3 separate regions of the Mus musculus genome follow, and all the other regions are linked to region 1. Evidence: chromatin loops called from intact Hi-C (ENCODE). Cell type or tissue: left cerebral cortex. All regions are shown on one strand.

Region 1 (8,000 bases):
TTCAGATGAGGTTTTTTTCTCCTTACCTCTAGTATTCCTGTGAGGTCACATTCTGTGAGAAACATCCTGCCCTTCTCCCCACAAAAAGGTTGCATAGAGTCAGAATGCAGAAGCCTGCAACTTGCTAACTTTGCTCTGTGTTATTTACCAATCGCACAAAGAAAATGCTGTCTATTCAGAACTCATTTCAAAACTCTTTTCACTGTGAGTAAGCGAACAAGCGGGCTCATGTCCCAAGCCACAGTCATATCCCCAGTGGTCCAGTGATGGCTATGGAGCTGGCACTGAGTGGCACAGCCTTCAGGCATCCTACAAGGGTCTGTTGTGAACAGCCTAAAACCTTCAAAGCCAGAAGTAAAGAAATAAGGTGGAGTTGGGCTTCTTTACTCTCCTCTCCACTGTTTCTGTGCTAATTTGCCCTGTGTCTGTTATCAGTAACCCTTTCCCAAAAAGTTCCTTCTACCTAAAGGGTACAAGATGTCACCAAGATGACAAAAGAAGAAGCTAGTCGGTAGCTGCAGAGTTGCTGTCCTTGGGGCAAGTAATTTCAATTATAGAGACCTTAGTTGCTTACTAGAGCCATGCAACAAAGCATGCCCAGGCATCTCCCATTCACACCTCCCTGTGCCTCTTTCTCCCCTTTCCCCCTTCCCCCCTTTCCCAATCTTTCTCTCCCCTGTACCTGTGCCCTTCTCTACCTGTCACTACCTCTACCTCTACCTCCCTCTTCCTCTGCACCTCCCTCTCCCTCTGCCTTGCCCCCTCCCCCCTCTCTCTGTCTCTCTGTCTCAATCTCTCCCTCCTTTCCTCCTCCCTCACTCTTAAGCTCTACTAGTCAAGCCTCAATATATAGCTTACTGTTTCTATTGACCACATCAAAAGACATTGAGGAAAAAAACAGAAAGAGGAAGCCATGGATAAACTACCAAAGGTATTTGGGGGGGGGGGTTATTATTATTATTATTATCATCATCACCAAACTGCAGGAACTTCAAAACATATGAGACCCATCCAGAAAAGTGCTTCAGTGTACCACAAAATGCCCAGAACTGAAGAAAGTACACACAGGGACCATCTGAAAGAAGAGAGTAGCATATTTCATGGAAACATGGGAACATGGGAACGAAGCGTGAGCCTGCTGTCAGGAACTGCCCCAAATACAGCGTTCTAGAAAGCACATCATAGAGAGTTACACCAGAGTCAGTCAGGACAAAAGCAGAATGCTAGGCATCCATATCACTCCAGATGCTCTGATTCCTTGCTGCATATCCCATACACACCCCCGTGGTTGGTACATGAAGGGAAAGGGGTGCCAGAGCACCATATCACCGATATTATCCCATAAGTGGGAATCTGGTCCCACTGAATAGGATGAGAAGAATAAGAGCAAGTCGGGTGTGGTGGCACACGCCTTTAATCCCAGCACTTGGGAGGCAGAGGCAGGCGGATTTCTGAGTTGGTGGCCAGCCTGGTCTACAAAATGAGTTCCAGGACAGCCAGGGTACACAGAGAAACCCTGTCTTGAAAAACCGAGAGAGAGAGAGAGAGAGAGAGAGAGAGAGAGAGAGAGAGAGAGAGAGAGAGAGAGAGAGAGAGAAGAATAAGAGCATAAGCAAGCTGAATGTTGGTTCTTTCAGGAGTTGTACTTTTTCAAGTGGTCAGCTACATCAATCCTTTAGACATTTTTGACAGACTGGAATCTCCAAGAAAACAGGCTATTGCATTTTATGAACCTTGAGGTTTTCCCAGAGTCAGAGAGTATCTGGCCCATGGCAGCCAACTAGTTTCCCAGCTAGTATTTAATTGTTCTGCTTTAAGGCAATTTTTCCATTGTGGTCATTTTAGAGAACTCTAGATAAATGTCTATTCTGAAGCTTCTATCTGTGGCTCAACATCAATATTTTCTACAAAAACAGCAAACATTTTAACAGACTTTGTGTTCCCTCTACTTCTTCCACTCTTCCAAGTCAGAGAATCTCTGAAAAAGTCCTCACTAGCTACTTTACTATTCTGCCTTGCAATTAAGGTTAAATATTTTGAATAACATGTAAGGCATTTCTTTTTGGCCAAAAGAGAAACTCAGGGGAATAAAAAAATAAATTAAATTAAATTTTAAGAAAATGAAAAGCAAGCGTTCTCGTGAGCTTCCCAAACTGAGCAAGTTTGGGTAAGCATATGCAGGCTCAGTTTGGGAAGCCACAATATGCCATTTATCCCTAACTAGATGACGGGACAGAAATATTGCTGCTGAACCAACCAAGGGAAATATGCTGCTCATCCAAAACAAACTTGCAAAATCTAACTTCCACTGACAAAATGTCTCACAGGAGAACTTTGCCTATGTATCATTTTAAAGTAGTTTTTCCACTTGCTATGTGAAACTGGTAACTGATAACCCAGGGGCATATCTCAAAAGATGGAATTCTTACACATGAAATATGAATTTAGGAATAATTCAGAAGTAACTAGGTAAAGAGTCTTCCTGGAGATAAGGCTAGGTATAAATGGGTGAGAATAAAGAGTGAGCATGTGGTTAAAGCATTAAAAGCCAAGACTCCTGGGCCAATGAATCACAGTCTACTCACTCCCTTTACCCCTCAAATCTTTTACTTATTCACCAAGAAGCCCCTTTATATCGACCAGTCTAGGTCCTCCAACAGATAGATTTTGCTTGCAAGAGCTGACTTTGACCCAGGACTAGATGAATTTGATGAAAGAAGTTGAAAAATCTCCACTGGAACTGTGTTTAAGAATAGGGGCTCTAGGAAAAGCAACTTCCAGGCTTCCTCCTGGGGATATCTTGACTCCCCCTGTTCTAACCCTGTGCCTTCTTCCTTCTTTAATGTTGGAGGTGGGGTGAGATGCCCTAGTGTAGATATCCTTTGGGCAGCCTAAATGCAAATCACCCCTATTCCTTTTCCATTAGCACTTTCTTGACTTCCAAAGTCCATCAACAAAGCATACTGTTTACAAATGTTCTAAGGATACTGTCAGAAGAAGCTGAAGTTGAGATAATCTACCCATACCCAGATAAAATCTCACTTTCTAAAAACAAAAAAACAAAAGTGCTCAGAACAACATAGGAATCCAGTGCATGGTAAAAATCCACACAGCAGTCCAAAAAATGGTGCTGTGAAATTCTCACTTGCTGGCTACTTCTAAGTGCTTGTTCCTATATTAAACAGCCATTTACCAACTACCCATTTTCCAAAATATCCTTAAAACAACCATATATAGTAACATTCTGTTCAGAAATAACAACTGCTTAAGGTTTGGGTTGTTGCGGCTTGTTCCTTCTGGAAAACTACACTTATTAGAATTAGGGAACTTAACAGCAAAGGTTGTTCTAGTGTTTATCCATTAAATGATGTTTTCTGGAGGAGTTCATGTGGCAAGGTGATAACTTAATAACTATTGGCAAAAAATTGTCACTGTTTCTATAGAACTGTACTCAAGCAGAATAGATAATGATTACTCGTGCTTGGATTCTGGAACTTGTGGAATCTGCTTTCTGAAAATGCCTTTTGGAGTCTGCAGGCAGCACTGGCAAGGATAAAAAGGAAAAAGAAAACGTTTTGCTGGCAATTTACAAAGTACAACTAGCTCTTGGAACCCCACGGTATGGTGCAGCAAAATGCACAGCCCCGCTGGTGACATCAGATTACAGCCTTGAGAATGGGTGTGGGAAGCAGGCCAGGACATAGCTGTCACTGGTCACTAACACTGAATAAGCTGAGGAAGGGGCAGCCCACAGATTCCTGATTCTTTTTCCTTACGCCATGCCAATTTTTTTTTTTTTTAATTCTTTGAGAAACCAGTGGGCGGGCACAGATGGGAAGTGGGAAGCTGCAAAGGGAAAGAAGATGGTACAGAGAAGAGTGCTGAGCCAGGCGCTCCTCTGCAAGTGCATCCTCCAAGATCCAGATGGCATGGCCTTTCTTTGCTATTGCCACCTGGCACCACTGCCTCTTCAGCGCCCCCTATCTGCTGTCAGGACCATATGACCATAATTGATACCAAGTTACCCTTTATCAATTTGCAAACCCAAAGGCCAGAGCTCAAACAGCAACCTGTGAGGTATTCTGTTAACACAATAAATGTTTTAAAAGAGCAACATGTTTTAAAAGAACCTGTTAGAGTGCCAACTTCCAAGAAATGCAAACTCTACTTAGGGGAATGCTCCTTTACCTATGCAGCAGAATTTAAAGCAGTCTTTCCCTAATGAGTTGTCAGCAAATGTCACCTGCTTTAAAAAGTTAGCGGCTGGGAAGGGAGAAGCTGCTATGTTCTGAGCTGTGTGTTTTCAAAGCTTAGAATGGATGAGGCCCCTGTTCTCTTTTTATGCATGTGAGTTAGCTCTGAATCAGAGAGCTGTACAGTGACACTTGAGGGTGAGCTGTAACATCTCCTCTTTATAGAATACAACTTATTAAAGAGGAGGAGGAAGAAGAGGAGGAGGAGGAGGAGACTACAAAGACAAGGCTCTACAGGACACTGCCAAAGAGATGAACTCAGGGAACTCTTGTGCAGCTCACTGGGACTTTTGTCCTTGCTAGGAACCTCTCCCAGATCCAGGCTGGTGACTCGTGCATAAAAGACAATTTTTTCCACTCACAGAGTTTGCAGTCTAGTTACTAAAGCACTAATACAAAAAAACAAAAAAACAAACAAACCAAAAAAAAAAAAAAAAAAAACCCCTAAAGAGCAAATACAACACAACACTGAGGTGCTATTTTAGAAAGAGGGGCTAAAGTGCTCCAGAGCCAATATCATTGGGCTCTACCTCTCCAGGGCACTTTGCAGGGCTTCTCTAGAAGGCTGATATTTCATTGGAGATAATGAAAGTGGTAAGAACCAACTGGCAAAGGGGATTCTCTCCCAACCCACCCATGGCATGTGACAAGAATCCAGAGCAAGAAAGGCAGTGGCTGGAATGGACGTGTGTGAAACCAAGCCCTGGCGACACTGCCAGAGGCTTCACACCACTGCCAGGGGCTTCACACCAGCTGGGTTCTTACTCTCTGTGACTGTGACTTGAAAGGGAAATACCGGGACGTAGGATCGGGAATGGAAAGGAGGCACTTTCGTGGAGCTATTGAATTCTACAACATATGGTAACTATAAGGGAGATTACTGTTGGGACCTATGGGAATGCAACATAAATGACTAGCCTAAAACAAACCTGCATAGAACTACTTAGCACTCTGTCACTGTACATTTCTGTCCCACAATCACATCCTAGCCACCAAATAAGGTGGACACTAAGAACTAGTAAAATTACTGTCACTCATCCTAAACAGAATAATATATGTACTTATAAAGAACTACGTTAATGATATTTTTAACATTGCTACCTGTATGACAAACATTTATGCCCCTGTATATGTGAATACAGTGGTCAGATCCCAAGAGCAGCACTAAGCCTATGGCTCATAGCAGCAGATTGCTGTTTATTTATGTATTTATTTATTGCTTGCTAGTCTCTCAAAAGCAGCCTTGAGAAAGTATAGGCAATAATGCATGTTATTCATCTTATAGCGGAAAACTAAAACAGTTATCTAAAATACATGGTTTATAACTCTATTCCTGAACAGGAAATAGAAGCACTCAGCACTCATCATTGTAGAAAATAGCCTTTAAAAAGAGAGTAAGGTACATACACGTCTCTTTGTAAAAAATAAAACAAAACTGTAATAGTACGAAGATAATATTACATAATCTTTGAACAGAAAGCCCTGTGTGATTCAACTCATGTAAACCTACAGAAGCTAATGAAGCTGGCCAGCAAGCACCATGACTTGAACGTGTGCTGCTCCCCAAGCTCATCCATTTAATAAGTTGGGCCTAACCTGTTGGAGCCTTTTTGGAAAGTTGTAGAAACTCCTGCACATGGAGACTAGCTGACCAATGTAGAGTCACAGGACTGGACTAATGCAAAGCCCTGCCTCTGGCCCCAGCTCTCTACTTCCTGATTTCTGATTGACTGAGACATCAACAGTCTCCCTTTCCTGTTACCAAGGACAGGAGCTGGTACTGCTGCCATGACTTTTCCATGATGGTGAACTATATTTCATGAACCCAAGGCCAGAGTAAATTTTTCTTTAAGTTTCCATGAGATACTGTGTCACTGAAAATGGTAACTAACAGAGTAAATGTTGGTTGAATAAATTTAGAGCAATCCTGCACCCCTATAAGCAAGTGAACTCCATTAAACACTGGGGCTGGGAAATGAAAGCAGAATTAGAAGAACCTTATAAAAACACTCTAGAAACCCTAAAATGGTTGTGAGTACAAAGGCATTTTAAAACTACAGATTAGGACTAGAGGGTAAAAGTGAACGATACCGGCTTGACTACCCGAGTGCAATTCCCAGAGCAGACATAAAAAGCAGGATGTGATAGTGCAGCCCAGCCTTCCTGAGGTAAGATGGGAGACAGAGGTGAAGAATCCATCAGACACCTAGGAGAGAGAGGAGGTGTGTTCCTGAAACTTGATCAAGAGGCCTTGGGATTACAGGCCTCTCCACTAAACACCACTAGGGTCTCAGCTGCCCTCAGCCAGCTGCCTTGGAGGTCAGTTCCCACTGACTTAGGACACCCCTGCTCTCATTTTCTTCACTTTAAATCGGTAGAGCCAAGTGATATCAACAAGATGATAGATTTGTAAGTGACCCAGCACAGCACAGCTGTCCTCTGAAACCTAGAAGAACCTTCCTCCATGTATATATCCTTTAGTTCAGAGACAGCTGGAGACTATGCCCCAAATTAATACTCATGTAGCGCTATATGAATGCTGAAGTAGTAAATGAAATTATCAGAAATGTTTCTAGGGACTATTTATTCTGTCATGACAACATAGCAAAATGGCAGCCCTGTATTCACCTGGTCTAGCTTGTAGTACATACTAGAGATTGAGGGATGAAGAAACAAGTTTGATTTATCTCTAAATGTATGGCATGCCATTTAAGGCACAGTGCATTATACTTTGGTTTTCTCTTTGGTGTTAAGACAGGATCTGATCTGGAATGCAGGCTCAAGTGATCAAAGCACTATTGCCCATTTCTATCCCTTGAAGTGGCAAATCAGTATGTGAGTTGCGAGCCTTTTTTTTAAATGGCATTTACTAGGTAAGCTACACTTTAAAGTAGCATAATCCTATAGAATGAACACTTATTTGAAATCATGATAAAAAAATATAAAAGTTTGCAAATCTCTTCTAAAAACAACTAAGAAACCACCAAGTGTGAGTGTGCTAACCTTTCACTAATAGTATTCTTTTTTCTAGATTGGGGTATAAATCTCTTTCAAAGAATCTAAATTCACTGTATAAAAAATAATAATTAGTATCACTAGAGGGAGACAGCTTGCAAAAAATCAGTTATAAGGCAACTAGAAAAATGTTCTAGTTCTTAAGAATAAAGGAAGGGGCCTGTGGAGAAGATTCAGTTCTTAAGATCATTGACTGCTCTGTCAGACAACCTAGGTTGAGTTCCCACCTCCCAGCTACCCATAACTGATTCAGCTGATTCCAGAGGATCCAACTCCATCTTCTGACCCCCAAAGACACGAGGCATATACATACATGTTATGCACAGACATACATGCAGGCATAGCACTCAGACACAAAATAAAATTTAAAAGTCTAAAAGTAATTTAAAGAATTAAGTTGCTGTATGACATCTTATAAATTTAAATAAATCCACAAGCATTATTAACCAATGAATCTTCCCTTTCTCAAGCATAATAGAGGATGAAATAAAAGTTACAAATGGAAATTTGTCAAACTCTAGCAAAGTATTTTCATGTAACTACAAGACAAAGCCAAGTGTCATGGGACAGACACATTTGTAATCCCAGAACTCAGGGTAAGGTGCAGAGTCCAAGCCAGTTTGGCTACACAGAGGGTTAGAGACGACCTGGGCAACATGAAACCATATTTTAGACAAACAAATTTTTAAAAACAGAAATTTTCACTATCTCGGGGCAAAAAAAAAAAAAATC
Region 2 (8,000 bases), 250 kb before region 1:
GAATCAAGCTGCTAAATATGTCTGGACAAGTTATGTTACAAGGAGAAAGTGGGTGAAAAAAGGTGTGTCATTTGACCTTCCAGCATTTGAGTAGAAACAAATTTTGATCTAAGATAAAATCTATTTATGTTAAATACTAAATATTTTTGGACATTTCTGCAAATAGGATAGGATGTCTACCTAATATAAATGTGATTGGAGGGAGTTACTCAGTGACACATTTATGTTTAAACCTAAATACTTGTGTACATATGGTAGGTAGAGACACACATACTGTCTCCCATAGACACATATGCAATATGAGAAAGCTTCTCTTTTCGATTGCCCATATTTCCCTAGATTGAAAACTGAGACTTTTAACTTCCCTGAGTGTTTTATAGCATTGAACTAATTCAAAATGATTAGCTATTGTCATAAAAATCAACATCGTATTGACTCAATCATGAAGACCTTTACCAAAAAGCAAAGACTTGGTAGCTCATTATCTACAATGGCAACAGAACCCCATTCCAGTGTCCCCACCTATATGCATTATGAGCAATGAAGTCTTTACTACTTGGATCCTTTTTTCCAAATGAATTAATGAATTAAATTTATCCTTTCACCAGCTGCTAGGCAGCAGATGGAACCATTTCTGAAGCCTTGTTGAATTCAATCCATAAAACTCATTTCCTAGGATTAGCAGTCCAAAGTTTCTTTTAATGTTTATATACCACTTGGGATTTTGAATTTCATGATGTTAAACTTTCAACTTAACTATTCTTTTGCATTTCATATCAAACAATTATGATCTTTTGGATTTCAATAGCAGACATGGAAGGTCACATAAGGATAAGAAATAATTTTAACAGCAATAAATTCCTGTGAGTTGCATTTTTTGATATGTTTGTCCACACTGCTATATGCCACAGAGACTGTTCTCATTAGGCTTACATGATGATGGCATAGAATTCTATATGTGGTAGTTGTGAATTTTACTTATTTCCACTTAAGTAGTTTAAAGATGCAAACAAGAGCACTAGTTGACTGCATGAAAGTTTAAGCTGTTTCTGAGTTTTAAATTTAGTTATACATGAGATTGCTACATTATCTGAAAAGAAATGCTATATCCACTAGGTTGGTTTCTCTAGTAGCAATATAATTTTAACTTTCAGAAATGGGAACAAACCAATTACATGGATTCAGAGAAATGCATTTCTATAATGATTAACTTTTCAGAAGCCTAATACCTTGGACAGCTCCAAGTACCCCTTGCCTTTCCTTGTCACCTGTAGTTAATCCACAGACAAGGAAACACAAAACTTTAAATCTTTGTGGTTGGTATAATAGCAGAAGAATGGCAGTCACTATAAAGACTCTCATTCAAGGCTAACTGAATTAGACTCTTGAGAAAGGTTCCAATGTACTTTACAGGTTTCAGATACAAACCCCATGTGCTCCAGGACACAGTGTATCCAAGTTTAAAATATTAAAGCCTCTGATGCTCTTGCTGTAACACAAATATGACTAAGAGAAGAGTGAACTGCTCTTGTGGGCAATGGTGATTTCCGCTAATTTGGCATAAGAAATCTATATTAATCTAATATTGTAGTAAGCCAAGAAGGCCACATAATAATCGCCACGGAGTAATTGAATATTTAGAATGAGAAAAAAGGGATCATGGATAATCTGAGGTTACAGCTAAAACTAGGATATTGTGCTGGTGATACTAGCAAATAAAAATTTTAAAGTTAGGGAAATTTCAACCCTAATTTCAATCCTATTTTCTATTCTGGATTTATATACTAAAAAATACTTCCTCATTATAAGGACATAATTATACCCAATATTTCTCCATCAAGATTTCTTTTTAATTTGTTGGGTTGTATACTGCCAATTAATCCATAAGGTAATATCACACCACCATTTTTGACGTTATTCCTAAAAATAAAACAAGACTAGAGCCATTACATGATACACTCTGCCTATTAGCTGCTGTGTTCTCTGAAACTGAAAGAAAAGATCAGAACACCCTTTCAGGAAACTTTGATTATTCCAATGTACATCAAAGGAAGCCTTCTTAACAGGTGTTTGGTTGACAACATAATATGAGCTAAGGTATTGCTCATCAAAGTATATAAAAGTTTTCCCTTAACAATATTTCACGGAAATCGTCCTTCTATGAAATTTTGTTCAAGGTTAGTGTTAAGTTTCTTGTTTTTCAGCTTTTAAAACATGACTTTGTAACTTCTGCGCAGTCTTCTGACATGCCCATCTATCAGAGATGAAGTGTTTCATCTTTTAAGGAGACTAGTTTTATTCAATCCTCTAAATATGCAAATGCAATAATTTATATGTCCAATTTATGAATTTAAACATCTTGACTGATCACAAACTTTTTCTCTTATGTGTAGCTAATACCAGTTTCTGATTTTTTTAGGAAGAATCCACAACCCCCCCTTTTAGATAATGGCTATCAATGCAAAATTACATTAACAACTCTTAGCACTGCCAAGGTTCAATTCTAAATAAAGACTTGTAGCACATGAGATCTCACTGATAATTTGTGTGACCTCAAATTTAGTTTTACTTTACTTTTTTTCCAGACAAAAAGTGTATTGTATCATATTAAGTATTTCCTATGGCCAATTCACACATTTCAGAAATATATATGAACAAAGGCAGTAGCTGACACAGCTTAAGCACAATTACACCATTTTATTCTGAACTCCTCAATATCGCTTTTTGGGAGGAGAGTGAGAAAGTGGGGGTGGGTGGTGGTGAGTGAGTTTCAAATCATGCCAGATGAACATCACAACAGAAAGCAAAGCAAAGCACAGTAAAACGACCATGAGCCCCTCAGCCTTTAGAAGCGACCCCCCACTCACCTACTCACCCACCCACCCACCCAATCAGAAACAAAAGTCACTATTAACAACTAAGACCTGAAACTTGCTCACTGTCTGAACTCATCGACATCAGGGTAAACAGAATGTGGTAAAAAAGTTTGAAACTTACTTTTTTGTGTTTGTTTCCAAAACTATTTCTCTTCTCTCTGGTGTGCTGACAGGAGACACTAAAGCTGTTGCCTTGAAAGGTAGTCTCCATGATATGACATCCAGTGCCTTTGACTGCTCGGAGATAAGCACCTGCGTGTAGCCCTCCTTACGTCACACCTCCCTATTCAGACCTTCTCAATATGATCCACATTTGCACATCAACAGCCTCATGCGCACACACAGATTTTTTTTCGGCTCTGGGCCCAAAACTTTCACTTTAATTTTCATCACATGATTGCTGTGGCATATGTCCTTCCAAACCGCCCATATATCAGTCATCATGCAAATGAGATGGAATATCACTCCTCTGCAGCAGATGGCCAGGGATGATAACAATGGCTCAACAGAGGAGATTCAATGTCCCTGACTTTATCGCCACGGCAACAACAACCTAAAATATATGTAATGGAAGTGGTGCTTATTAATTTTGCAGGCTCGAGTGTTCTGATTTTGTGAGTGAATGGGCTGAGTTAAAAAGGGGGCTGTGTCCTCCTGCCTCTAGAAGACTATCTATAAAAGCCAGGGACCTGGAAATTATTTTCAGTGACTAAGAAGGCAACAGCCTAGCAATTATTTGAGTAATTAGGTGTAATTCCTCCCTGTAGGCCTTGTACCCTCCTGCGCTTGCTTCACAGAAGCTCACGAATTAGACAGCACCGATACTGAAAAGAAAAGTGCCTCAAGATACAGCAGGAGAGCTTGCAGGAGCGCTGTCACTTGGCCTCCACCGGGCTTGGTAAACACAAGCCCCAAGCTATAAGTAAATAGAGGCCCCACTTCACAAACACAGACCAATTAAAATGACAAAGGCAGCCACACTTTGGGGTGGAGCTTAGCTTCCTTGTGAGTGGCACACAGAATAGTCTCTGGGTTCAGGCACAGAGCCTGTTTCCATGACTGGCTGTCAGGATTGGACAGGAACATACACATCTCTCACGCAGCAGGTTGTGCCTTTCTCATTAGGGCTCTCTTTTCTCCCACAAGGGTACTTTTATTACAGACTACAAGGGAATATTCCATAGATTTTTCCATTCCTAACTGCACTAAAAAATGTAAATCTCAGAAAAAAATTAATCAATTTTTCAAAATTTGCAACAAGCCCACGTGCAATTTAAGGCAACAACTAACAGACTGCCAGGCCCACTGGGGGCAGTTCTAGAACACACAGGGTTAAAGGAGATAGATGAGCTCTGAATATTATTCTGGAAACTTAAAAAAAAAAACGTTACTTACAACATTTCATATTGACTAGTAAACCACCTTCCTTCTTATAGGGCTGAAGCATATATCAAAACTTTCGAAGCTATAGTTTACTTTTCTCATTGCTTTTTTAAAAAGGCACTATAGAAGTACCTAGGACAGGAAAACTAGATTCTCCTGCTAATTTAAAAACAGACATTAATAAAGAACCTGGACTGCCCTGGAGGAGGGTAGCTGAAAGAAGTAAAAAAAGAACTCAAACTTTACATCTTCTAACTTGGCTAACCTCAGACACAGTCCTGGGTCCCCTTCCCTGGGAGTCCACTCTTCCCTGAGCACATCTGCTGCCCACAGTTGTAATGTTAAAATTCACAATTCTGTTTTAGAAAAAGAAAGAAAGAAAAAAAATGCTGGTCACAAAAACTAGTCACATATCACATAGAGATATGTCTACATCACCTAGAGAAATACTTGACAATCTAACTTTTAAAGTAATTACATTTCCAATTTTGGTATAGGCAGGTGCTCTGAGATTCATCTTTTTTCTAAAATGTTGTTTAGTATCAATTCATTGGTATTCTGCAATACATTTGGTACTTGACACAGTTGCCTAGTGCACAATCTCATTGCACTAGCTATTTGAAGTCAGCAGTCCACGGTGAGGGCATGTTAGGAGAAGTACCTTTCCAATGCAAAGCTCCCTATGCTGGGAATGTACAGCAAACATCAGCTTTACTTTAAGGAATTCTTATTGAGCGCCCCCAGAAACGTCATGAGCAGCACATGACACAGGGTAGTACCTTAAGGATACCACAACAAGGAGAATTTCTAGTGAAATTCCAGTGACCTGACAAAATTAAGTAACATTAATCGACATTACATGACTGAAACAAAGTCATATCCTACCAGGAATTAAAAAAAAAAAACTTTATTGATTAAAGTATGCAGTATATCTTCCCTGTTTATTCATCTACAGAAGACAGTTTAATCATTACAATTCATCCATAATAATTACAATGCAAGATATTTTCATCACCCTCAAGAGAATTGCCATACATAACAGCTGTCACTCATTCTTTACCCCGCCCCCCCCCCCGATTTTCTCCCTCAGGATCACACAAACCCTCATCTACTAAATTTTTGAAATACTAAGATCATAAAATCACTTTTGTTCTTTACTACTGAGCAATATCACTTGTGGTGGTTATCTTTAAGCTCTATGCCCTTGTTTCACGTATTAGTTGTTTATTAATTTTAATGTAGATTGATATTTTATTATTTGAATATACCACATTTAATTTTTCTACTTTACCACGATAAACATTTATTCTCATTTCTCTTGAATGTGTCCCTAGGAGTAGAACCATGAGATCATTTAGTAATTTGAATAGCTATCTGAGAAACTAAGGAATTGTTTCAGAGTGCGTTAATTCATGATTCATAGTTGCCAACAATGTATGACAGTTACACATCCCAACACCTTGCTGTTAGCTGGTCTGTCTACGGGGCAGCTCTTAATTGATGCCAAGTGCTGTCTTGTATGATCTTGATTGGCATTCAATAACAACTCATGACTCTGAGCATCTTTCCATGCTCTTACGAGTCTTCCATACATTGGGTTTTTGAGATTGTCTAGTCAGATATTTTTCTGATTTTAAAACTATGATGTTTCCTTTTTATTATTGGATTATACAAATTCTTTACATATGTGGTTTTGATACAAGTTTCTTATTGAGTATAGAATTTACCAAACTTTTCTCTCACTGTATAGGTTTCTTTTCACATCCTTGATATTTTCTTTTGAAAACAAACATTTCAAGTTTGGGTGACATTCAATTTGTTGATGTTTCTTTGTTCACTTGCTTTTTAATGTAACATATAAAAACCATTGTCAAATTCAGGTTGATAACAATTACTTCTTTGTTTCCTCTTTAAAAGTTCTACATTTTTTGCTGTTTCATTTTGATCTGTTATTCATTTTGAGTCATTATTTTGTACATGTCATGAGATAGGGGATCTAATAGCCTCTATATATGTGAATCTACTTATGCCAATATCATGTGTTGGAAACAGATTTTTTTTCCTTATGAAATTGTTTTGTTAACTTTACTAAAATCCAATTGATCATGCACATTACGATTTATATCTGGTCTCTCAATTATACCTCATAAATCTGTGCCAATTTTCAACCCCGTACCACGTTTAATTATATTAGCTTTTGTAGTATGCTTAGACATTGAGAAGCATGAATTATCCAAAGTTGTTACTCTTTTTAAAGATGGTTTTAGTAATTCTGGATCCCTAAAAGTTTCACTTACATTTGAAAATCATCTGGGTTTGGGCAAGGAACCCACAGGACCTACAGATCTCTCTACAGTGTTACACAGCATGCCTGGCAGTCTATGTGGGGAGTCCATAACTCCCTTCAGCAGTGTTTTGTAGGACTTACAGTAAGTTTTATGTCTAACTTTTTAAGTTTGTTCCTGTGTATTATATTCTTTTAGAACCTTTTGAAAATAGACTTAATGTTCACCTTCATATCTTGTTTTCTTTTTCTTGTTCTTGTATAGAAATACAACTTACATCTGCGCTTTGACTTTGTGAATTGCTTTCTTAGGAAACTTTTTACCTCATACCATTTTTGGTGAATTTTTCCAATTTTCTAAGTACAAATCTATATAAAAGGGAATCTTCCTTCAAATAAAAGAGTTTTACTCTTGCCTTTATGAGCAGGTGAATTTTATTTTACTTTCTTGTTGTACTTCCCCCTGCAGGCCCTCCAGCATGGAAATGGAAAGAGCATTGGAAATGGAAAGAGACACCATTTTGCTTCTGATTTTAAGGAGGTAATACTTGAGTCTTTCACTACCACGCATGATGTTACCTAATCTGTGGAAAAGTGAAGTGGAAACTTATGGTTTCTTTGGAAAGTCAGTTGAGCTGGATGGTGTTTGCTGGAGCAGACATATGAAGGAGTGTTTTTAATGAAGCAGACTCAAGTGAAAGGATGTTTTGCTAGAGCAGACCCATGAAGGTATGTTTCCCTGGAGCAGACACAGGTAAAGGATGTTTTGCTAAAACAAACACGTGAAAGGATGCATGGTGTTAAGAAGGACCCAACAGACAGTGGACAATGCTCGATGGTATTGGTACACCTTGTTGTTCCTTAATGGTCATCATTTGTCATTACTTTGTAGAAAGAAATGCACCAAAAACTTCTGGTGGTGTTCTGGTGACTTCTTGCTGCTCAGGCTGATTGGCAGAGTGATGTCATTTGATACAGACTCATATGGTGTTTTACTAAGACAGACTAACATGGTGTTTTTGCTGAGGAAAGAGCTATGAGAAGACACTTGATGTTTGGAGGGAGTATAAATAGGACCCAATAGACAGTGATGGGGGTGGGGCTTGCATAGCTAGCTTTGCCATGCTTGTTGGTCTTGTGTCTTCATCTTTGCTGATCTGCACTTTGTTGGGATTTGCACAGCAGAGAACTTCTGGTATCCATTAGTCCTGGTTGCTACTGCTGACTTGGCCATTCAGTGGAGGCCTGGCTGTTTCTGCTGGGTTGTGCCACTGCTGCTGATTCATGTTTGCTGTCCTCACACTGCTCAACTGGATTTGCTGGTAATGCAATCCTGACAATGTAGATTGGATATTTCTAAATAGGTCCACTTCCCATGTGTCCTAATAACCTTTCTTTTCCACTACCTTTGGTGAATGGTGGGCTAAAAGGGGGGTTAAAGCATTTAAGACCATGTA
Region 3 (8,000 bases), 77 kb after region 1:
CCCCCCCCCACCGCCCCTAAGGAATACAGCAAATGCTTCCTGTGTTCTGCCCAACCCACAATACAGGGTTAATTGGTACTTAGAAGGGAATGAGACCAAATGAACGAGCTCTGCCACTCTGGACAAAACAGCTGGGTGAAAAGTCCAGGTGAAAAGCCAGGGAGAGAGATTGTAGGGAGGAAGAGGAGTGCTGAAAAGCAACTGCACTTAAAGATAGCTTTATAAAAAGACTGGAGCAACCAAGGCTGTTATTAAGCATTATTTCAGGGTGGTTCTTACTTACCATCAGAAAGCCCTTGCTGGGGGTGGGGGTGGGGGTGGTGGAAGTGGGGCCAAAGAGACAGCTCAGCAGTTAAGGTCATAGGCTGCTTTTTCAGAGGACCAGGGCTCAATCGCAAGACCCACGAAGTAGCGCATAAGCATCTCTGAGTCCAGTTCCAGAGGATCTGGTGCCCTCTTCTGGCCCCTGATGCACGTAGTTCACAGACAGACATGTAGGCAAAGCACGAATAAACATTAAATAAACAATTACAAAGGGGTTTGTTTTCAAGAAGGAAAGAAAAGGGAAGCACTTTCTGAAGACAGAACTCATGCTAAAGGAATTCCTGACACAACTATTGGCTTTCACTTCCAGTTGGTCTTCAGACTCAGCAGGCATGAATGTAAGCCAGGACAGTGGATAAGCAGAAAAAGAAGCCTAGAACGGACACAGTCTACATATATCTGGCTGCACTTGTTACTTTTCTATTGCTAAAATAGAACACGATGACCAAGGCAATGGGTAAAAGAGAGAGTTTAACTGGGCTTATGCTTCCGGGGCGGTAAGGGTCTGTGATGACAGAATGGCAGCTTGAAGCTGGAACTGGAAGCTGAGAAGTCAGATCTTGAACTGTGAGCAGGAAGCAGAGAAAGGCACATGTCTTTTCAGCCTCCAAGCCAGCTCCCTGTGGCATGCTTCCTTCACAAAGGCCACTGCATCTAGACTTTCCCAAATAGGACCACCAACTGGAAGCCATGTGTCAGATGCCATAGCCTATGGGAGTCATTCTCATTCAAACTGCCACACTGTAGGATATATTTTTCTTTCTGTTCCATTCTGTCTTTTAAAATGCATGAGATAATATTCAGTGCAGTGTGGACAACCAGCACCAATAAAGTCAAGGCATGCATAGAACAAGAAAGCATGACTTACAAGAAAAAAATATTTACAGAAACTCTCTCTGGAGTACCACATGCCCTGGATTGACTAGACAAATAAATGTATTTTTTATCTATGCATGTTGTGGTGCTTCAAATAAAAATGGCCCCCATATGTCCATAGGGAGTGGCACTATTCAGTTTGGTCTTGTTGAATTAGGCATGGACTTGTTGGAGGGAGCGCATCACTAGGAAGTAGGATTTGAGGTCTCGCAAGCTCTAACCAAGCCTAGTGGTTCACAGTTCTCTTCCTGCTACCTGTGGATCAAGATGTAGAATTCCCAGCTCCCCTTCCAGCATCACATCTGCCTGCATGTCACTATGCTTTCCACCATGAGGATAATAGACTAAACCTCTGAACTGCATTAGCCAGCCCAGTTAAATATTTTCTTTTATAAGAGTTGCTGTGGTCATGTGTCTCTTCACATCAATAAAACCCAAACTAAGACACATGATAACTATAAAACAGTAGTTATGAATCCATGTTAACGGATGTGTACAAGTCTGTAAAATGTGTCAATAATATAAAGGGGAATGAATAGATGTATATGAAAATGTGCTTTAACTTGATATATGCTATCAGAAAACAAACCTTGGGCATAGGACACATGCTAAGAGAATTTCTGACATGGTTCTAAGCTTTCCTTTCTGAGTATATACCATGCAAGTTAAGTTAGCATTAGTCAAGTTAAGTTTTTTAGGAAGTACTTAAAACCAAGTAGCCAGGGTAATAGAAATGACAGCCAAAGGGAGACTTCCGTTGGGATGAAAAAAATTTTAGGTTTTGTTGGTAATTGCAAAATATTGTGAAAATACTTAACGCAACTGGTTGCACATTTTAAACTTTCATACTGGTAAATTTTAATTGTGTTTTACCATAATAATAAAAAAAAAACCCAAGAAACTAAAATAAAAAAACCCAGCAATATGGGCTTTGCTCACAAACCATTCAAATTGCTGCTGGCTTCAGGGGAACCCAAATCCAGTTCCACAGCACAGATGTTAGGGGAAACTTGTGCCAAGGCATCTATGATTCCTTTCACCACCACATCATTGGAATGTGGAAGTAGGCAGGCATGCAGACTGCAGCAGCAAATGGAGAGCTCACATCTTACACTAAGAGCAGCAAACAGAGAGGGAACTGAAGTGCCATGAGTCTAAACAAAGCCCACCTTCTGTGACATACTGCCTTCACCAAAGCCATACTTCTTGTACTGGCTAGTTTTGTGTCAACTTGACACAGCTGGAGTCATCACAGAGAAAGGATCTTCAGTTGAGAAAATGCCGCCATGAGATCCAACTGTAAGGCATTTTCTCAATTAGTGATCAAGGGGGAAAGGCCCCTTGTGGCTGGGACCATCCCAGGGCTGGTAGTCTTGGTTCTATAAGAGAGCAGGCTGAGCAAGCCAGGGGAAGCAAGCCAGTAATGAACATCCCTCCATGGCCTCTGCATCAGCTCCTGCTTCTTGACCTGTTTGAGTTCCAGTCCTGACTTCCTTGGTGATGAACAGCAGTATGGAAGTGTAAGCTGAATCCCTTTCCTGCCCAACTTGCTTCTTTTTCTGATTTTGTTTTTGTTTTTCGAGACAGGGTTTCTCTGTGTAGCCCTGGCTGCCCTGGAACTCACTCTGTAGACCAGGCTGGCCTCGAACTCAGAAATCTGCCTGCCTCTGCCTCCCAAGTGCTGCCCAAATTGCCTCTTGGTCATGATGTTTATACAGGAATAGAAACCCTGACTAAGACACTTCTTAAGCATGACAAACAGCTTCACCAATTGGAGACTAAATATTCAAACATCTGCATCTATGAGGAATGTTTGCATTCAAATCACCATACTAAGTACTACGGAGAAGGATCCGTCTTAGCCTCTGAGGTATGAGGTCTGCCAGATGGGGAGCTACTAGAATGGATCTATCAGCCCCACTTGTCAGAATATAAGAATATTTTTAAATGGTCTGAGAGTGTTTCTAATTCCTTCAAAAGGCAAAGAATAGCATGTAGACCATCCTTGTTGGACAATGAATCCTTCTAATTGGGGGCTCTAGGGATTTTTATGAGTTGCTCTCCTTGCTTGGTGTAAGACATAAGGGTGGGCTGCACAGGAAAGAGGGGCTGTAAAAACAGAGAGATGTCCCTGTTTGTTAGATGCTGTTCGGTTTATTTTGTTCTCCTAAGACCTAAGATCCCAGCCTGACTCCTGACTTTTAGTGAATAACCTAGATTTTAGTTCATTTCTAATGTTTACAAAGGGTACTTAGTTATGCCTTTTTGTTTTGAAACTTTAAAAAGACTCATTATGTTAAAAGTGGAATAAAATAAAGTTTTGTGGTAAAACAAAAGAGAGAGAAGGAGGGGTAGAGTCAGTACCAGAGAATACTAACTGCTTCGTGTGATGCTCCTGGCTTAAAATACTTATTTACAGTTTTAAAAGAAATTTCTTACCTGAATGAATGTTCTTGTACTTTGTGATTCAGCTATTGACTTCAAATAAAAGTGACGTCTTCAATAAAACAAAACAAGACTTCCAAGCCCCATATTGTACCGGGACACCTGTGTCTGTTCCAGCTGTCCTCATACCAACCACCTGAAGGTGCCAGCCTCAGTTAATCACCAATGTCCCTACTCCAGGTCATTTAGTCATCTCAGAAGTTGAACTTGAGTTTGAACTGGAACATAATTCCGAGGCCTCAAAATTTGTCACAGAATAGTCTCCCAGAGTATGGTCTCAGATGCTGCAAGTTGTAAACTAGGAAGTGATCTACTGTCTCTATTTCTTTGGGCTTCCAGGGGATTCTGACACACTAAAGTTTCTGAACCATTGCACATGGCGCTATGACTTCCCTAAGTCCTGTCAGAATCTGCTTAGCTCTTCTTTCTGAGAGCAAAAAGGTACTCAGAATAGCGATTGTTAAGTACTGACTTTCTGTTTCAAAATGAAACTACTAGCACAGAGAAGCCCATCTGGAGTTGTTGGTGGCCACAATGTTTCAGTGTTTTTAAGTCTGACAGCGAGGCGCCACCGTGTGGAAGAAAGATGACCCTACATTAAAAATAATTCCCGCAGTGATCAGTTGACTTCCCAGTTTTGTTTGTTGTTTGATCTTTATTTACCGCAATAGTTTATACACAGTGGGGAAATGATTTTGTAAAAATGAATAACTAAAGAAGACATTAAAAGTACACAAAACATACAATGTATTCTTAGAGTGTAATTGCGGTTTCATGTTTCCTCACATCTGTCTTCCTTCCCTCTGGGGCCAGTGACAACATGCAGACTAGCAGGACCAGGAGCTGGAGCAGCAATGTGCTGCACAACCGAACAGAAGTGAAATCTGCCTTCCTGGAGACCATCCCCTGTACAAAAATGTTTCCCTCTGCAAATGGCTTCCTTTGTCGGACTGCTGAAAAACAGGTCCATGTGCCAACAGAAGGAAGGAGCACGGGTTCAGAAAATGATTCTGACCCATCGACTTTCACACTGAGCTGTATCTAGTGTTTATTCAAACTATCATTTGTTCCATGTAATTTTCTATTTGTTTCATTTCCATCGTGCATAAAGAACTCAAATTCCAAACGCAATCTGAGGCTATGAATTACGTGGATGTTTAAAGACCTGTCTACACTTGCTTTTGTCTGCTTTGTTCTTTGTGCTTGTGTTTGACATCTTGGTGCCACTTACACAAGCCACAGTTAAGTGATGAAGAGCCAAAACCCTCAAACAATAAGTAAAACAGAAAACCTTTGATGTTGTCTTTTGTTTATTTACTTTATTTTTGTTTTGTTTCAAATCTAATTGAGACAAACCAACAAGAAGAAGAAATCACCTAGGTGCTGTCTGGTCACCCTCTCTGGTCAACATTCCAGAAATAGACATAGATATAAGTGTTATAGCTAAATGTTAAAATCATGTCCAGAAGAATGAGGAACTGAAATTTGGAATAAGGGTTTTCTATTAACTAGTTGTCCAAAAATACATTTTAGAAACTAACGGAAGCGAATGGCAAGTGATCACAATAATAATTATCTAGAGTTTACTGGGCTCTAGTTGTATTCCTCCTCATTATCTCTGAACCATGAACATTCACTACTCCTAAACTTTACATCTTTGGGTGACTAGAAGCTCTCAGTGCTTGTCTAGTCTTTACCACTGTTTGAAATGTTTTTTCTGTAAATTTAACATATTTTTGTTAGTCTTCTACTTCTTCTAGTGCTCAAATGTCTTTAAATTTGAAAGAACACCTAATTCATATTCTTTATACCTTCTGAAAAAAAGTATTTCTTGCTGCAGTAAACCATTGTTAACAATAGTACGTGTTAAAGTCTTACACGCGTTCTCGCGACCGGCCAGGAAGAACGCAACAAACCGGAATCTTCTGCGGCAAAGCTTTATTGCTTACATCTTCAGGAGCCAGAGAGCAAGCGAGAGAATGGCGAAACCCCGTCCCTTTTAAGGAGAATTATCCTCCGCCTAGGACGTATTACTCCCTGATTGGCTGCAGCCCATCGGCCCAGTTGTCATCACGAGAAAGGCAGAACACATGGCGGGAAAACTGCCCCTGCACGTGTGCAGATTATGTTTACCACTTAGAACACAGCTGTCAGCGCCATCTTATAATGGCAAATGTGAGGGCGGCTTCCCACATTAAAGTATAGTAATATTGGTAAGAGACATAGCTCTCCTTTCAAAGGAAGAGAATGGTTTATTCTGGAATCAAATATGAGTGACCGTGCCTCAGGAACATAGATTTAGATTTATTCAAATACCAAGTTCCTACAACGTTGAAATTTCATAAACTTTTTGTAATAGAAGACTACAAAGCTATACATCAAGACACCTTTCAAGTACTGATGGGTACATCAAGTGTGTGGGTTTAGTAAGATAGAGAACTCCTTGTTAAGATAGAGTGTAGTTAGGATACAACACTGTTAGCATTCGTATTGGGAAAAAAAACAAAACCTAGGGTGTTTGTTAGCTTTATACATTCCTAGAGGATTTTTTCATCCATTTATCTGTTAGCTACAGAATGTTGGATCTGACAGAGTGGGGGCAAAGAATTGCTGTTTAGTAGGATAAAGATCACCCAAGATATATTGTAATTAGGCTCTGGACCTGCAACATTTTGCATCTCTGAAGTTTTAATCACTCAATTAGCCTCTGCAGACACAGATTCTTTCCAGGAAATAGCAAAGCTTTATTCAGGACCTGCTCACTAAGCAGACATAACTATGAGGGAGCGAGAGTGTATGTGTGTGGGTTCTACGCCACAGATACATCAGGAAGTGCAAACATATAGCTTTGGAGCGGTTAGGTCTGAGGACCAAATTTATGAAGAGAAAACTGAGAGAGGAGAAGTGAATTACAGGTCAGCTGACCTCAGAGGAGTCTGCTGAAGACTGGACAGTGATCAGACATCACCTACGTGACTGACAGGGTGAGGGGCCAGGTCAGACATGGAATCTGATGGAGTAACAAAGGGAAGGTTTCTGGATATATTTCCATAGCAGGATTTGCTTCTAGAAGTGGATTTTACAAAGAAGTACACAGGAGCACCTAGGACAAGGGTCAGAAATGGACCCAAGGTCTAAGTTTTGTTTCTTCTTATTTAAAAAGGGATGAAGAAAAGATGGTGAGAAAAAGAGGGCAAGCAGGCGCATCTGCTCTTTATTTGTCTGGCCACTTGGAGCAGCAGGTCCATCTGTTGAATATCGCAGTAAAGCAACTCTGTTGGGTGAGGACAGCAGTCAGGCCCTTAATGAAATGAGGTCCTGTGACAACAAAACAACAACAAACACAACGAACACAAAGCCAGGTCTCCAAAGCCTTGAGTCTGACCTCAGGCAGCCAGTGAAACTTCTGGGCTTAAGCTTGCAGCACCCATAGCTGGCTAGTGGGTGAATGGGCTCTGATGCATGTCCTGGAAGGTGTCCAGGCTTTCTCAGTGGCCCACACACCAACAGCACCTTTGTCATCTATATATGCTAAAATTCACACCAGTCTACCTGCTTTGCTAGGCATGATGGCATTCAGGAGGAAGAAGCAGGAGGATTGCCTTGTGTTTAAAGCCAGTCAAGGTTATATAGCAAGATCATTTTTTTTTAGAAAAAAAAAAATCCAAATTGAGACAAATAGACAAAAGAATTGTCTGCCCCAAATTGGCAGGACTTTGGAGAAAGATTGGCTAATTCAAGAGGCCAGAAGCATTTGGAAACATTAATTTAGAGGGCTGGATATTATCTAATATTCACAGTATACAATAAAACTTCCAACAATAAACAAACAAACATAGAACCTACAAACTCACGTGTGCTACAGTTTTCCATGGAAACACTTTTTTTCTCTACAGTTATCTCCATTTCTACCAAAGGTTGCTTTTAGGGCTTCTCATACTTTAGAAAATGTGATGTAATCCAAAGAATGTCAATCAGTCTTAGTCTAAAAACTTTGGATCGATTCTTACATCTGGTGCTTATTATCTGGATAAACTTAAGAATTTACTGAAAAACTTTGATTTAGCTCCTTTGTTTTTCCTTACATTTATTTGTAGGGGCAGAATCTGTGCTTCAGTGGACATGGATCGGTCGGAGGATGGCTTGTGGAGTCATTTCTCCATCTATCACGAAAGCCTTGGTAATGGACTCAGGCCATCTGGAGAGGCAGCAGGCACCTTTACTCTTTGAGTCACTTCACTGCTCCAGTCCCTTTGTTTTTAGAGTGAGACTGAATGCTGATATTACTCACAAAACTTGTGAAAAATCAGGAACCATGTTTTGTATCTGGTGGCTTATGCCTGCAATCCCAGGAC

What was found. Hi-C counts contacts between places; a loop is a spot of excess contacts. Peaks named below come from ENCODE experiments on the same cell type or tissue, not always from the same donor. Only the 100,000 strongest peaks of a DNase experiment are listed, where the experiment ranks them.
Region 2: it touches region 1 in a loop (13-fold over the local background); 2 of 42 quality-filtered maps call a loop at or near these places.
Region 3: a loop joins it to region 1, with 2.9 times the contacts of the local background. A loop is called at or near these places in 9 of 42 quality-filtered maps.

Annotation. Positions count from the first base shown.
Region 1 is chr1:6,479,432-6,487,431 of GRCm38, reverse strand. It overlaps a transcript of St18 not described here. Among named protein-coding and RNA genes, the nearest start is that of Alkal1, 120 kb to the right of the region's middle. In left cerebral cortex, CTCF peaks have their summits at 3,985 and 7,346; DNase peaks (open chromatin) are centred at 194 and 3,788; H3K27ac peaks cover 1,185 bases.
Region 2 is chr1:6,725,238-6,733,237 of GRCm38, reverse strand. It overlaps St18 (suppression of tumorigenicity 18), which reads right to left and starts at 3,187. Exons shown (of 22, transcript NM_173868.2): 1 at 2,998-3,187. In left cerebral cortex, no CTCF peak of the experiment used is centred here; DNase peaks (open chromatin) are centred at 2,724, 3,305, 3,751 and 3,879; H3K4me3 peaks cover 222 bases.
Region 3 is chr1:6,402,731-6,410,730 of GRCm38, reverse strand. No RefSeq gene overlaps it. Among named protein-coding and RNA genes, the nearest start is that of Alkal1, 47 kb to the right of the region's middle. In left cerebral cortex, CTCF peaks have their summits at 466 (motif pointing left) and 4,223; DNase peaks (open chromatin) are centred at 449 and 4,207.